2 separate regions of the Mus musculus genome follow, and region 1 is linked to region 2. A link is a loop called in an ENCODE intact Hi-C map of the cell type or tissue named here. Cell type or tissue: heart. All regions are shown on one strand.

Region 1 (8,000 bases), 80 kb before region 2:
CACACTCCTGGTGTGTTATGGATTAAAGAAAAGAATCTGAAAGCAGCCTTAAATCAAGGCTCATAGCTCAATGCCTAAGACAGATAATTAAAACAGACTTTAAAGCTTGACATGAAGTTTTACCAGTAGGAAAACCCACCCATTAAAAAAAAATGTTATTTTAAAAGGTGGGACAATGTATTTTAAAGTGGTAAGCTGTAGCCATACACAGAATATCTATAATATAACCCTCCACAGAAGATTCAGGGAACATTATGGAAGAGGGGGTGAATGGACTGTAAGAGCCAGGGGTCAGAACTGGGTCAAAACAATGTCTTGATACAGCATGACTACTGCGCTCATGAACTCACAGCAACAGAAGATCGAGCCATTCAACATTCCAACATAGTTGGAAGCGCCACCCAAGCCCCGAGCCCTAGCCTAGCTCAGCTACAGCTGATTTCTGGTAAAGAAAATGAGACCCAGTTTTCTTTAGGAGGTGCCGTTCATGGTCTGACAATGCTTCAGTGGATGTCCCCACAGCCATCCATACAGAGGCAGAACCACTGGACTCAGTAAGTTATTAAACAAAAAAGAGAGAACATGAGGTGGATGAGGACTTATGGAAAGAGGATCTGGGAGGAGTTGGGGTAGATATGATCAAAATATATGAGCTTCTCAAAAAATCAATAGAACATCATATTAAAAATACTGTGTTGAAATGGATAAGAAACATGGACAATGATTGAGTGTAACATTTACTGGAAGAATGCTAGTTAAGGAATTGAGAACTATAAAAAAATTGCTTATGATGAGAGATATTAAACCCAAGAGATGACGGCAGAGGCACATTGGTTATGGCACCAGTCGTGTGGGACTAAGAAACAGAGCTTTGTTGCTAACACAGATGCAGATGGTGGTATAGGCAAAATGCCCATTGGCTCTGACCAACAGCCAGCTCCATCCATGGAGTGGAATGAGACCACTGGGCCCCACAAGTAAAATCCACATGGAGACAGGCATGTCACCATGGTCCTATTTCTTCATGGCTTGCTTTCTCTCTCTCTCTCTCTCTCTCTCTCTCTCTCTCTCTCTCTCTCTCTCTCCCTCCCCCCTTTCTTTCTTTCTTTCTTTCTTTCTTTCTTTCTTTCTTTCTTTCTTTCTTTCTTTCTTTCTTTCTTTCTTTCTTTCTGTCTCTCTCTCTCTCTTCCCCCTTCCTTTCTTCCTTCCTTCCTTCCTTCCTTCCTTTCTTTCTTTCTTTTCTTTCTTTCTTTCTTTCTTTCTTTCTTTCTTTCTTTCTTTCTTTCTTTCTTTCTTTCTCGTTGATACATAGTTGTGGTTTAAAAATCAATCATTATTACAGGTTTTTAAATTTTTTCAAGTACATTTTTAAGAGGTAGAACCAAACAATCGAATCAGCCCAGGGCCACACTGATGGTTTAACAGGGGGTGTCAACCTAGGAAGACACCAGGGAATGAATATCTAAAACAAAGTTGGGGGCTCTGAGTTTCTCTCTTTTGTGGAACTCACTGTCTCCCAGGGACAGTCTGCTCAGGCTCACAAGAGATCAGAAGAGAAACTGAAGGGTGGGCCATGCAGGGAAAGGCTGTGGTCTCCGCTCAGGAAAACTGTTCCCAAGGCCTTTCTCAGAGTCTCTTCGTTTGTTCTCTACCTCTCTTGAGAGGGAGACCACTGTGCATATTGAACAACATAAACCCGAGGTCTGTCTAGCTACACATACATCAGATGTGGATGGATGTATGGCTGCCAGGCTGGAAGACAAGAATATCACAGGGACATACTTCTAGCCTGGGGCAAGTCCCTGTGACCTCTGTTGTGGCTATGGCAAACTCATCTTTTTGGAACCTAGAACATCCACACGATAAATGAGGGTGTCTTCTTTCATTTTATAATGGTCACATTGATGTGCTTAGATTTACGGAGCAGACCTACATTAGAACAATAGAAACTATCCAGAGGAATTAAGAATATTTCTTTACCATGACATTCTATCTGGAGAGTACGTCACAAGGGAGGTAACAGTAAGATGGCACACAGTATCCATCAGTTAGAATGAGAACATCCTTCAGGGTGACACCACCTGAGGTATGTAAGTAAGGATGTGGAGCAAGGGGATGCTTCTCCATTGCTGGTGGGAATACAAAATGGTACAGCCACTTTGCAAAAAAGTTCTGTGGTTTCATTCAAAGCTAACTAGTCGTGCCACCTGACCTAACTATCAGGCTCCTTCGTATTTAATCAAAGGAGTTGGAAACATGTATTAACTGAAAACTTGCGTTTGGATATTTTTAGAAGCTTTATACATACTTGCCAAAACTTAGAAGCAACCCAGATATTCTTCAGTGGCTGTGTGCATAAATAAGCTTTGCTTCACCAAGGGCTGGGGAGATATTTCGGTTGGCAAAAGGTTTGTAGTGAAAGCTATGACCCTGAGGATTAGAGTTCAGGTCCCCAGCAAGTGGAATGCAGTGATGTACTGCTACCATCGCAGGACTGGGAAGGCAGAGCAAGTGGATCCTCAGAGCTCACTGGCCAGCCAGCCTAGCCACATCAATGAGCTACAGGTACGGTGAATGACGGCTATAAAAAATAATGTGTAGGGAAATTTGAGGAAATATACAACATGGACTTCTGCCTCTGAACACATGTGCACACACATGTTCAGGGACCCATATGTATATGCATACAGATCTGTACAAACACACATATAATCTCCTGCACTATACACAAGGAAGGAAGCGACCGATCTCTGGAAAGCCATAGAAGAAGCTGAATGGCTATACCGAGAGAAAGAAACCAACCTGAAATGCTACATAGCTTGTGTTTACAGCATAAAGCATTCTGGGAAAACTGACAGTATGGCGACCATAAAAAGATCAGTGACAGTGAGTATCTTGACTATGAGGGAGGAGTGAGTAAGGAGATCAGAGGTAAGTTTTAAGATGAAGAAAATACTTCATGTGACATTATACTCATGAATGAATGCCAATATTTCTCAAGCCCATTGCCACCGAGAGAGAACACTGTATTTCTGGGCGGAGCCTTGTAAAATTTAGCACTAGAGGCAACCAGTGGCTGCTGACAGAGAGAGACTCAGTTTTCTTCATGGGTGAGTGCCCTGATAAGTTATTAAACCCCACATGGTCAGCCCTAAACACACGTACATATGAGCTAAACACTAAATGGACTCAGTAGACTCGTGTGTATGCGCATGTATAATACAGAATTCGGGCTGTGAATATGACAGGGAGTGGGGAGTGGGGGTGGGGGGGGAGTGGGGGAGAGATGATGTAAATGTTCAAGCCATTATAATTTTTAAATAAAAAGAGTGAGCTCTACATACACTACAGACTTCACTTAATAATGCAAAGATACTAGACAACTCATCAGCTGTAACACTATGGTGTGGGATACTGTGAATGGAGAGCCAGCATTGACATGGAATCTCTCTGCCTTCTATACTTTCCCATAGTGGATTTAGGAAGTACAATCTATTTACAAAGATTTCACCCAAGTGGCCTGGTCTCCCAGTGTGGTGTGTCTCAGCACAGATGGCAGAGTGGGTCCAGCAGTTGACTCAGGCTGAGGGACTGTTGAGTCACAGCTCCAGAACAGTTCTACATTTTCAGCTGGCGAGGCAGGTCACCACATCCTGCCTTCCCGCACCCCTCCCCCCACACTAAATATGGGCCTTAACATTTATTTATTCCACTGAATCTGGTCTTGTTTGAGTCCGAGCCTCTGATGCCCTGGCCATGCCTCCTCACAGCTGCACCCCACCCAGCTGTGCCAAGCAGCTATAAAAGGAAACTTCCTTCACAGTCCCCAGAAAAGCAGGAAATGACTGTCCAAAGGGAAGTTCTATCATGGAGTTCGGTTCCGCCCAGTGACTCGGAGATGCAGAGATACAAAACCAAAGCTGCGGCCACTGACCTGCTCCCTGCTTCAGCAGCTCGGCTGCAGAGTTGGCTGCTGTCTGGGGAGAGTTTTCTGCTATTTCCTCCAGTGGATCTGCAGGAAGGAGTGAGACGAGACATGAGCTCCTGACACAGTAGTCCACATGGCAAAGAAAATCTGATGACAGAATTCCCAGACGGTGACAGAGCTTTCTCTTGCGAGGCAATCATGCAGCCCACAGAGACTGTAACCCATTCTGAACACAGATGGAGGTGGTATGCCCCTAAAACATGTTCCAAGTCTCTGAATTCATTTACATAAGTGATCAAAATTTAAAAGATAAATAAAATAACATTTACCTACAGGAAAGCTGGGACACACAGTAAGGCCCCTATACACCCTGGATATTAATTTTTAAAAAAATTATTGTGGGTATTTTCTAACAAATATAAAAGTAGAGAGACTTGTTCATTCATGACCTAAATTTAACCATAGCAACATCATTCTCATTTTGTAGGACTGTGAATCTATAATGCAAGTGACCTTAAAATTAGTCTGAGAAAATATATTTTTTCATACACACACATGTTTGTATATAAAATAACTACTTATGTATGTACACGTTTTACATGTCTGGTGCCCAAGGAGACTAGATCTTCTACAACTACAGTTTTACATGGTCGTAAGCTGCCTAATGTAAGTGCTGGGAATTGAACTCAGGACCTCTGGGAAAGCAGTCAGTGCTTTTAACCACTGAACCATCTCTCCAGACCCCAAGTGTTTTACATCTTTAAGCTGAGCAGTCTTTGTTTTCTGGACACCTTCCATACAGGCCACGATGGGCAATGTCTGAAAGCTATTATCAGCAGCAGGGCATTCTTCTTTCTCAATTCAGGTGGCCACTAGTTTTCTTTGGGGTTTAAGAGTATATGTCATAAAAAAAGAACCTTAGTTTATTTTGTAAGGTGGGTCCTGGGTACAGCATGCTATCAGCGGTACAGAAGATCGTACACGCAGCCAGATAGCACTGAGAACTCCTCCACATACCTCTCTCCGGAATGAGCAGCTTGCAGGGTAAAGCCAAGGGCGTAATGGAATGCTGGCACACCAAAGCCGTCAGGCTCCCTATAAAGTGGATAAGAGTAAATGAATGTCACCAATCTCTTCACTTGCTCTGTGCTTAACCAAAGAATCAGTTGAGACCAAAATTCCAAAAACGCATGCCTTTATACCACTGTGGGATGTGACTCAAAGCTCCAAGAATGACAAGGCCCAAGCCAATGAAGAGGGTGATGGAGGGACCTGTAGTGTATGCCAAGCATATGGCCTTTATAAGTGCGAAGTGCCGGGGCGCTTCTTACGAGTAGGAAACAAGGCTGCCCCGGTCTATCCAGAAGGCTCTCAATTCACAAAGAAGGGGGAGCTCTGGTGGCAGCACTGTGCTCCTCCTCCTTGTGCCTGAGGCATGGGGACACACTGCGCTCCAACCCTGCTGGGACCCAGCTGCTGACCTTCACCTTGTCTTATTCTAGCTCTCGGAGGATCCCTTCCGTTTATTTGGTTTTTGACAAGGCTTCTAAAGAACAACTGCCCCTTCAGCTTATCTTAAAGACCTCACGTGGCAGCCTGACACCCTGGGGCTGAAAGGAGAGAAACCCATTGTGGTACAGAGTCCCTCGAATCTCAAGCCACCTGAAGGAGGGAATCTATGCTCTAGAAATTCAAAAGAGCTTCTCAAGTAACTCACCAAAATATGGTTCATTTGAGCACCCTTTCAACCGCACTCCCTTTGGGGTACACTCAATCAGGAAATGCCGGACAAGTTCATTGGACAAATCTCCAGCTGCGGGAAGAATAAAAATTTATTGTTTTAAATTTAAAATGTAAGAGAATCAAAGTAGGGATCGAGGGTAGAGAAAAAAGAGAGAGAACTATATAGAAGACAGACAGACAGACAGACAGACAAGCTTTTATATCTGCCTCCTGCAGATATCAAATCTAAGGGCTACACTTAAGAAGGCTCCCTCTAACTAGGATTAAACCACTGCACTACTGGGCCACTCCCAGAACCACTCCTGGGATGGTCAGTGGGCGGGGCCACAAGGCAGGTGGATAGTAAGACTTAAGAGTCCCTGAGAGACAGACACCCTCAGGCGGAACTCCAGAAACTCCCAGAGACGGGATGAACTGGCAGCTTAGAAAGACCCTGGCCTTGGAGCACCAGCTGCATTCCTCCAAGAGAGGAAAGGCCACCGAGGCTCCGGCAGAAAAGACTTCAGTACAGAGCTGGAAGGATGCCAGCCCTCTGGGTGAGGTGGAACCGCCAGCTGGGTACAGAAACGCCTGCAGCAACAAGCAGTCTGCTATGTAGGGGCAGCATTCTACCAAACTGCTAGTAAACAGGACACTTGTGTTCAAGCCAGCTGCTGAACCGAAAGAGAAGAAGCAACTGAATGGAAAAGTACAAACTGAACCAGGAGAAAAGAAGTCACTGCCCCAAGCTGCTAAAGTCAGTAGACACCCTGTGTACTGCATCTCTCTCCTTAATTGCTGTCTTTAGCACTCTGAGACCTAGCCTCTCAGTATAATTGATATAAAGCAAGACCTACTAAATTTGCGATTCGGGAGAGGTTGCCAGACTCTAGTCTGTATAAGCTGAATAAAACCTGGCAAATTTTGAGCCCCAGTATGAGGCCATAAATGGAAGATTCCACACCACGAAACTTTGTTTCATGAACGAAATAATGGAAAATATTGCATAACATTACTTTCAAAATATATGGAATGTATATGAATTCTATAGGAGATGTAAATGAATTTAATCTTAGGACTTGGGTCTCCCAGGTTGTATTCCCAGCAGCCACATGACAGCTCACAACTGTCTGTAACTCCATTTTCAGGGTATCTGACACCCTCTTCAGGCCTCCATGCATACTAGACATGTACAAATTTATGCAGTCAGATATACAAGGAAAAATATCACACAAATAAAATAATAAAGAAATAATTTTTAAAAAAGACTTAAGCCTCATTCCCAAGATACCTCATTATTAGTGTACAAATATTTTGAAATCTGAAAATAATCAGAAACCGTCGCCATATCTGTTTGGGGCCATTTATGATGAGAGATCCTGAGCTGCATTAGGCTCCAATGATGCTGATCAACACCACACATTAGCGGCAGTACATGTTAGCATTTCCTAGGGGCAGTCAAACCTGCAGGGATTCCATGAAAGTCTGACACATAAAACAGAGGGAACAAAATATGACACTTCCTCTGTGGGAAGAGAAGGTGTGGGGCTTCCAGCCTAATGAGAAAACCCACTGAAGGTCTGGATTCTACTTGTGGAAAATGGCCCCGTGAAGATCCTGCTGCCAAGGGTGTTTTGGAACACAGAGTCTAGAATGACCACAGCTGTCTCATCTCAAATTGACTGGAGGTGGCTCAGTGACTAACTGGCTCTTCACTCATTTGGTAAACTCTTCGCTCAAATCTATCGTTGGACTGGGAAATACAAATGTCAAACCCAGGCCTAGGTATACACACAGAGTCGAGACTGTATTTCAGCCAGTGGAGACCACCATGCTGGGTTTTCTGACATCTGCTATTCACATAGCCTCTATTTTGTTCGTTTATTCTCAGACTTAGTCTGAAGGCTGCCCAAGGAAGGATACATTCCCAGACATTAGAAGTCTTTTCCTGATATGTCACTAACTGATGTTCCTAAGTCAGACCTGGTAGTCCTCAGCAGCCAGGTCTGAGTGAGTGCTTCATGATAAAGGCCATACGTCCCCGCAGTAAGGTTCTGTTGAGCTTCTTAGGCGGGAATCCTAGACGTTCTATGTGATGTCACTTACTCTCCCACTCCCTCACAGAAGCCCTGTCAGCACCCCCAGGTTTGGGAGCTGTGCTCTGCCTGAGTCCCAGGTGCCTCCCAACCACACTTCCTAGCCTTGCAAGGCAAGCACATTCCTGAAGCAGGTCAGCCACCTGTGCCTGAGGCTGGCCCACTTGCAACCACATCTTACAACCTCAGTACACCGTGTACCATGTTTGCTCCAGGAAGCTTTCAGACAGATTTCACACAAGAGTTAGGATGGC
Region 2 (8,000 bases):
CATCTCAAATCTCCATGTTGCCACTTAACACCTCTTGGCTCTCACACCATGGAGACGCTGGTTATTGCTGTCATCCTGCTTGCTGAGTATAGCCTAGAATGTGAGGGGGTAGGGAAATGGAGGAGGGGGTTCACAGAGGCCCAGACAGAGAGACAAGAGATGCTGGTCCCTTTCCCAGGTGTCCAAGGTCCTAGAGGTGATATTTTAGAGGAAGTATTAGAATCACATTAGAACCCTGCATGGCTATGTTGACAAGCAGGATACAGCAACTGTAGGACCATGGCCAGAGTGAGTGCCTGGTGTGCCCTGTCTTATATTGCTAACAAAGGCTTCTCCACACCAGTGGGGAGAAGACGTGCTATGAAAAGGACCTCACTCAGTTGGCAGAGGAAGAGCCATAAGCCAGCAGTGCCTTGCCAGAGTCTCCAGGGGTCCAAGGCAGACTGAGTTGAACTCAGCATTGAGACTATACAGTGCCCACAGTGGCTTACCATGTCACCGGAAACTGCGCTAGGCACTCTTCCTGGTAAAGGATGGCTTGAAAACATCATACTTCACAAATGCAAACAAGAAGCAGGGTATCAAACCTCAGTACCCACCAACCAGGCAAGAACATGTCCAGGGGACAACTCAATCATCCTCTCACCAGAGAAACTATCCCACGGAAACTCCAGAAAATCAAAGGCCAAGAAGCCGAGGCAGGAAGGCTGGGTGGGCACCACAGCCCTTGGGCAGACCCAAAACTTGTTGACATTGTGCTATCTACCAGGAAACAGCCTGCAAGGGATGCTCCTGCTGACAAACAAGCAAAGGCTTCTCCCAAGCATCCTCTGCGAGGATGAAGACACAGATCCCATCTCTAGTGGTCCTGGCACAGAAAATTTGCAGTTGTCTATCCACAATCAAGAATGAAGAAGACCCAAGAGCCATGCTGGCTTCCCAACAACAAACGGCAGGCTGGCCCAGGTCTCTGGTGTGGAATCCTTCAAATCCAAAATGGTCCTTGGAATTAAAGAATCCTTCCGAAATGTTCTTCTGAGCCTTCATGCCTCACACCAACTACCCTTCAAAGGTTTAGTCCTCTCAGCCAAGACTGATGCCACACTGCCCTCCACTAAGGCCCTGTGTCAGCTGATCCTGTCCTGTTCTCCTCTGGCTGCCTTGGAGAAGTTACAAGGGTCAGGGTGGGGAGAAGAGAGGGAAAAGTGAAGTCCCTTTCAATCCAGACTTGCTCCCAAATTGTATACACACTTAAGAGAATAAATATTTGAAGAGCAAGGTCTCAGGAAATTAGGGCAAGCTGGGGACATAGATCTAGCTGGGTCCACTCAAGCACATGCATGACAGTGAGGAAGGACGGCCAGGAGGGAGTGGCCTGTGGACCTGACTAGGTGAATACAGGGCATCGGGAGATCCTAGGCACAGGCACAGGGGTATGTAACACAGCCGCAGTCTCTTCTGTTCTCAATGGTCTCGACTCGCCTTCCACCCACTCAAGTTACTAGTATTCTTCTCCTGTCCTCTTCCCCAGATCCTTCCCGGGGCTACGTACTCCGAGTACACCTACTCTGGCTGTCCCTCAGCTACACACAAACACTTTTGACTCACAACCCAGGCATCCCAACTCTGTCCAACCCAGGCGTGGGAGGAAAAGGATGGGTATCCACAGGTTGGGCAGCTCCCAGCTACCTTGGGCCTGGTGTGATCTCCTGCTTGCAAATTCTTTATCTGTCATATCACAAGGTCTCAAACACTCTTAGGATTGTCAACAAGAATGATCTGTTGCTGAGCAATGCTGTGCTGTTTTTCTGTGACCTCTCCTGTGGGTATTCTGACAATGTTAAACACACATACACACACACACACACACACACACACACACACACACAAATCACACCACACTACCCTCTCTCAGGACTCCCTAACAGGCTTATTAATACAACAGGTCAGACTTTGAGAAGAGTCCTTTTAGCTAAGACCCTGATCTGGTGACCTCTGTCACCTACATGAAGGTCCAATAATGAACCACTGAGTATCAGTATCAATTTTAATCTTTGTAGCCACAGTGGTCAAAGATCAGAACTGTTGTGCTTGCTGAGTAGAAAGGACCTCACAGCCTTAACAAGGGGCCCCAGAGGCCTTTCGTAAAGATAGAAAGCATTTCATGAAGATCGCTGGGCAATCTGAAACCACTCTGGTTCTCTGGCTGTAACATGTACTTACTTTCTTGCGTCTCTACTGAATGTATCTAAAAATACCCTGATCCTCTGCTGTCAGATTCTGGAATACTGTCATTTGAAACAAGTCAATGTGATGGTCACAGTTTTGTGGTAAGCACTGTGTTGAATGACGACTGTCATAGAGCCCACCTAAGGAGCGTCTGCACTGACCCCCAACTCACCAGAAGCACTCGCTACCCAGAGGCATTCATCCTCTTGGAACCTTTCGTTCTTCGCTGTAAGGTGGACAGCAGCTTTACTTGACAGCATATATATATATATATATATATATATAGCTACTAAGTACTAAGAGGCCTTACAAATCTACCTGTCTGTGACATCTCCATGATTATATCTACTCTAGCCTGTCCGTATCAGTAGACTGCACACCTGCAGATTCCATCAACTTCAGAACACATGGAGACTTTCTTCTCATAGCCATTCCCTAAACACTGTGGAGTACTATTTACATGGCGCTTATATTGTATTAGCAGGTGTGATGAGCAAGCTAGAGATTATTTGAAGTATGTAGGAAATGTTCATATGTTGTATGCAAGCAGTTAACTGTTTCATAAGGTAGCTGAACATCTTCAGATGTCCGTATCCATGCAAGCCCTATAATCATGCCTACATGCTGGTAAACAACCGGACAAGTTATACTATTTAATAATCAACGTAAAAGCGTGAGCTTCTAGGAAGGGAATCGTGGTGCTCAAACCCGCTGATAGTGGCGAGGGCCATGGAAGGGTCTGAGTGGTCTTCTTTACTTGTGCTCTGGGTAAACAGTCTGGAAACCTTGCCCTAACCTTATTTCCTTACATTTGCACAAAGATATCTCTACACCTTCAACTGGATGCTAGGATGATGGAGCCTGGGACCAGGTAAAAAGCTGAGTCTTTAAGCTAAGTAAAGGCAGGCACCTAAGCCAAGGGTGTAGCGCACGCTGCAGTCCCAGCCCTTGGAAGGCTGGGGAAGAACAGTGCCTGAGCTGGGTGAGTCAGCTCTTAAGGACAGTCAGTGTCCACTCTCCTCCTGATGTGCTAGGCACAGACAAGGGAGACCCAGAGTTCCTCTTACATTCTCTAAGAACAGAGCACTCGAACATCCCCAAGAGAAATGGAAGTCCCACTTTGGTCCATCCCGGATAATGCCATGATCTCCATGCCAGCTGAGTGTGATTCCGGGGTCCTAACACTGTCAAGTCACGAACAAAAAGCAAGGAAAGGGTGAGCAGATATGGGTCGCAACAAAAACACAACTGAGGTACAGTGCCGGATGACAGCATGGATGAAGACCTGACCTAGTTCTCAGTCCACAGCATAACAAAGAAAAAACAAACAAACAAACAAACAGAAAATCACAAAAGATTACAGTCACAGATACAACAGAGATCCATTCCCAGGGCCTATGCTGGGGCAGCTTGGGGACACAATCCTACCTTTCACTGGTCACACACAAGTGCCCACTGTTAGAAACAACAAACACCAGTGCTATTTGTGCAACTTCTTAAGGCGGTTTCACCTGTACTCACAAGCCCAGTCACTGGTCACAAAGCCAGCAACCATAAAGACAAAGTACAAGTGGCTGTGGTTTGCCCAGGCAGGGCAGCAAGATGGAGCATGCCAGATGGAAAGATGTTTACAAGCTCTGGACCAAGTGCTGAGACGGGGAGGGGGCAAGCTGGCTCAAGCCCCAGGCTCTCTGCCAGGTTCCTGGCGGGCCTGCAGCAGCGTGAATTCCTGAGCAGGTTATATAAGCTGCAGGGAACCTCCCCGGGGAAGGGCCTTGCACCTGACCACAGCGGACTCTGAAGCAGGATCACAAAATCTGACCTTCTGTGAAAAGCGCTTTGTAAAGACAGGAGCAGTCCACTAAGAAAGGTCAGAGGCAGATATATCAATGTCAGTTTTGCTGTCTCCAGTCACAGCGCCACCTGCTGGTCACCAGCCAAAAGATATAATAGAGAGCTCTGTTTCTCAGGAGTTTCCCAGGCACTTACTAGGCCATTCCCTCTTCGGAACCTGCTCCTTTTTATCTCTGCTACCTGTCTCAGTGCAGAAAAAGAGCAGCAGGTCTGCACACAAGGTAACAGTCACTGAAATGAAGGAGGATTCTGATTGGCTTAAGGGGACAAAGTGCCTCTTTAGAAGCAGTAAGATGGTCTGGAAGCAGCATTCCACCATTACACCCCAAGGGCAGCTTCCTCACACAGAGGACCAGTGACAGGGCAGACACTGGGAGGTAAATCTAGACACATTTTCTGTCCCTTGCAGGGTCCTTTCCAAGTCACAGTGGCTGCCAGATCTCTTGTGAGAAATGTAACCACCAGCATACCTGAGCCTAACACATTTCCCTACCTGCAGCCTTCGGGCTTGTACACTGCACACACAGCACAACATGCCAGGTGGTTACAGGCAGAAGCAAAGGAGGCCCGCAGGTTCCTTTGAGCTAGGCAAGGTTGTAGAGGAGAAATGTGGGGTAAATCCAGAGTTGCCAAAGCCCAGGACACAGGATCGGTGATAGCTCGGCTCACTCACTGTCGTGGGAGCACTGCCAGCATAGAGCATGTTCCAGCATCTTCTCTTTCCTAAACTCTCGAAGTGGGACCAGCAGCGTGGGGCTTCTGAGCTGTGGCACAAGGCGGGCTCCACAGACTAGGATCTGAGAGTTGACTGGGACTCCTGATCTTGCACCCTCTGGGCTGAGCACAGTCGAAAGCTAAGCCATTGCCGTTTGCACCTAACTAGGGAAAAGGGTCTATTCTATTATAACAAGACTTCAGCTCATCTTTGTGCACACACCAGTCTGTCAACTCAGTTAGCTCCCTGCCTGCCCATTCAGCTAATCGAGCACGTGAGTCTAAGCTCCGAGAGCAGGCCCTGAGCTTGTCTCTACTAACTTCCTATGCCAGCCACTTTAGGAACATGAACACCAGTGATGGCCAGTGAGAAACCCCAGCAAAGGTGTCCAGTCACCAACAGCCAACTGTCAATCATACCACACATTCTAGAATACACTCACTGCGGGCTAGCCGATGCCTTTTTATACCCACAAATCAAAAAGCTCTAGGACCACAGAATGTGACTCTACTTGAGATGACACTTTTATGAAGGGCATTTAAATAAGGCCGTCAGGGTTGGCTTGGGTGAACTATAGCTGGCATCCTTGTAAAAAGAGGTTGGGGCTGGGCAGTGGTGGAACACGCCTTTAATCCCAGCACTTGGGAGGCAGAGGCAGGCGGATTTCTGAGTTTGAGGCCAGCCTGGTCTACAAAGTGAGTTCCAGGACAGCCAGGGCTATACAGAGAAACCCTGTCTCGAAAAAGCCAGGGGGCGGGGGGGGGGGGGGGGGAGAGAGGTTAGAGCTTAGGGAAATGATTCTGGTAAGACCACCTACCTATGACATAGGTCAGGAAAGACCAGCCCTGCTAATTACCCTGTCCTTATACAGACTTCAAGCCCCACAAGAACAAGAGAACAGAAATTCTTTCACAAGCCACCCAGTCTGGGGTGAGTGTCCTTTGATCGTGGCCATTCTGTCGGATTACAATGGACTAAAAGTGCTGTCAGATTTCTGACAGGCAGCAGGTCAGCCTCATAGCAGTCACTTCTATGAACTGTGCAAGGAAAAATTACACTGTGATGGAAAAATACCCTTGTCAGCTTCCACGTCTCCCACAGCCTATCTGATAACGCTGAAGAAAAAAAAGTGCAGAGCATACAAAAAAGAATTATAAACACAGGAAGTGTAAATCAAATCAGTATGCAATCCTAAAAATATTCCATGTGAGGAATGGAAACGGGTACAGGAAGGAAATCGGCTTATCGAAACCAAGTATCTCTTGTGGATCTATAATCTCCTCTGTGCCAGCACGGCTAATGGAAATGAGTCACCCAAGAGGAGCTAGCTGGCCTGTGGCATGAAGTTCACCTCCAGAGCCCTCAAGCCTGAATCTCACACATTGTGCACCATAGTTTTCCAGCATAGCTGGCTTCTGTTTCCATAAGAGCACAACTAAGACGCTGTTCCATATCACACCAGGCCCACAAATCCTTGGGAAAGCCATCCCCAGTTCTTACAAAGATCTAACTGCAGCTTCTCTGGAGCTGCACAAACAAGGAAGGGGAGAGAAGCAGCCTGGGGCAGGAGGGCGAGGGCTCCAACACCAGATCAAAGGCAGCTGCCAGGCGTCTAGGGAAGGCTCTGCTCCAAAGGGTCTTAGCAAGTCAAAGAGGCAAGCACACAGATATGGCACCACAGCTATTATGGGTGGAGAGGCTACCACCACTGAGCTGGGCAGTGGAGGAGGGTCTATGCTCAAGTTTCTCTTTTCTAAACCTGAATTAGACAGGAAGAGGACCAGGAGGCTTGAGGGCCTAGTCAGAGGCAAAGAGAAGATTCTAGAAAGTAAGCAGAGAAGCCCCTGAGAGAACAGATGCCAGGCAGGCAGCAGCCAGAGCATTTGGGGATATACCAACCTGTATTATGGGTTACGTCTGTAGCCCCTAAACTCCATGGAGACAGTAGGAGAATATGGGAGCTCTCAGGCACAATGAAGTCAGGAGGCTAAGCCTTCTGAATTCCATTAGCCCCTATAGAGACTCCAGACCCTTTTCCTGTAGGAGAGTACACAGGGACGTGGTGCTATTATACATAAGAAACCAAGTCCCCACTAGATATGGAGCCTACCAGCCCTGGACACTGGACTTCCAATCTGCAGAACTATATAAGTGAGCATCCATGTAAGCATCTGTGTGCATCCATGTAAACACACGTGAACACCATTTAAGTACCCCAGTGCAACAGTGCTCTATAGCAGTAGCCTAAACAAGTGAGGCCAGACAGGGGAACAAGCAAGAAGAAAGGGGCGGGGCCTTTGCTCACAACTCCTCCAACCAGCACAGCCCTTCTTCTTGATACAAACTCAACACAAGCCTTATGCTTACGCTCAACGACAACATACTTCTAAAGACATCCCGACGTGCCGTGGCCCTGGTCTGTTGGTCCCAGGAGCTCCCTCACGTCAGCTCTCAGCAGAGGCTGGCTCCTGGCCTCCATGACTGGTTGTGCAGGACACCCAGGACAGGCTCCCTGGCTCTTGGGATCACCCAAACACCCACTGCTAGTCACTTTCTGCTTCTAAAAACACTTCACATTAGGTTGCTTCTGGTTCCAAGGCAGCAGTGCTCTCCAAGGTGCCTTGGGCTCCCAGGGGCTGCTGCTGTCCCTGCCTTGATCCCTCCCTTTCGCACAGGACTTCGTGAGTTCTATGTGCTATATAAAGACAGGGAGAAGCACAATGCAGAAATGCCCTAGCTGGAACCACGGCACTGGTTCCTCCCTGACTACTCAATGCCTCCTCTACTCTTCAAGGTAGAGCTATTTGGTATCCTCAAATGAGGTTAGTTCTGTTCCATTGGTACAAATGCTTCATATTAATATAGATTTAAGGTTTTTATTAGCATGAATCTTTGAATATTGATTCAAAATTTAATGTTAATTTTGTTACAATATATGTAAATTTCAGCTCTTACATAGGTATTATGCCTATGCAACTCATTTAAAAATACAAGGTTTAGTCCTGGTCCTTTTAATTACAAACTATTTAAAATAATTAAGTAATGCAAGTTAAGAGTCAGTCAATCAAGCTCATGGTCATGTTAGATACTAGTCTAGATTTATTATAGAAATATAATCCTCCGTTAAACATGCAGTAGGTACCTGGAGACAAGCAATGTCTGTTAGATATGCTGTAAATAGATATGTGGTCTTCAAAAGCCT

What was found. Peaks named below come from ENCODE experiments on the same cell type or tissue, not always from the same donor. Only the 100,000 strongest peaks of a DNase experiment are listed, where the experiment ranks them.
Region 1: a loop joins it to region 2, with 2.8 times the contacts of the local background. A loop is called at or near these places in 9 of 42 quality-filtered maps.

The regions. Positions count from the first base shown.
Region 1 is chr11:8,440,001-8,448,000 of GRCm38, forward strand. Tns3 (tensin 3) reads right to left here. Exons shown (of 31, transcript NM_001083587.1): 25 at 5,646-5,741; 26 at 4,946-5,023; 27 at 3,935-4,012. Among named protein-coding and RNA genes, the nearest start is that of Tns3, 220 kb to the right of the region's middle. In heart, no CTCF peak of the experiment used is centred here; DNase peaks (open chromatin) are centred at 3,851 and 6,201; H3K27ac peaks cover 358 bases.
Region 2 is chr11:8,519,869-8,527,868 of GRCm38, forward strand. All of the region lies in intron 13 of Tns3 (tensin 3), which reads right to left. Among named protein-coding and RNA genes, the nearest start is that of Tns3, 140 kb to the right of the region's middle. In heart, a CTCF peak has its summit at 4,156 (motif pointing left); a DNase peak (open chromatin) is centred at 3,953; H3K27ac peaks cover 2,216 bases.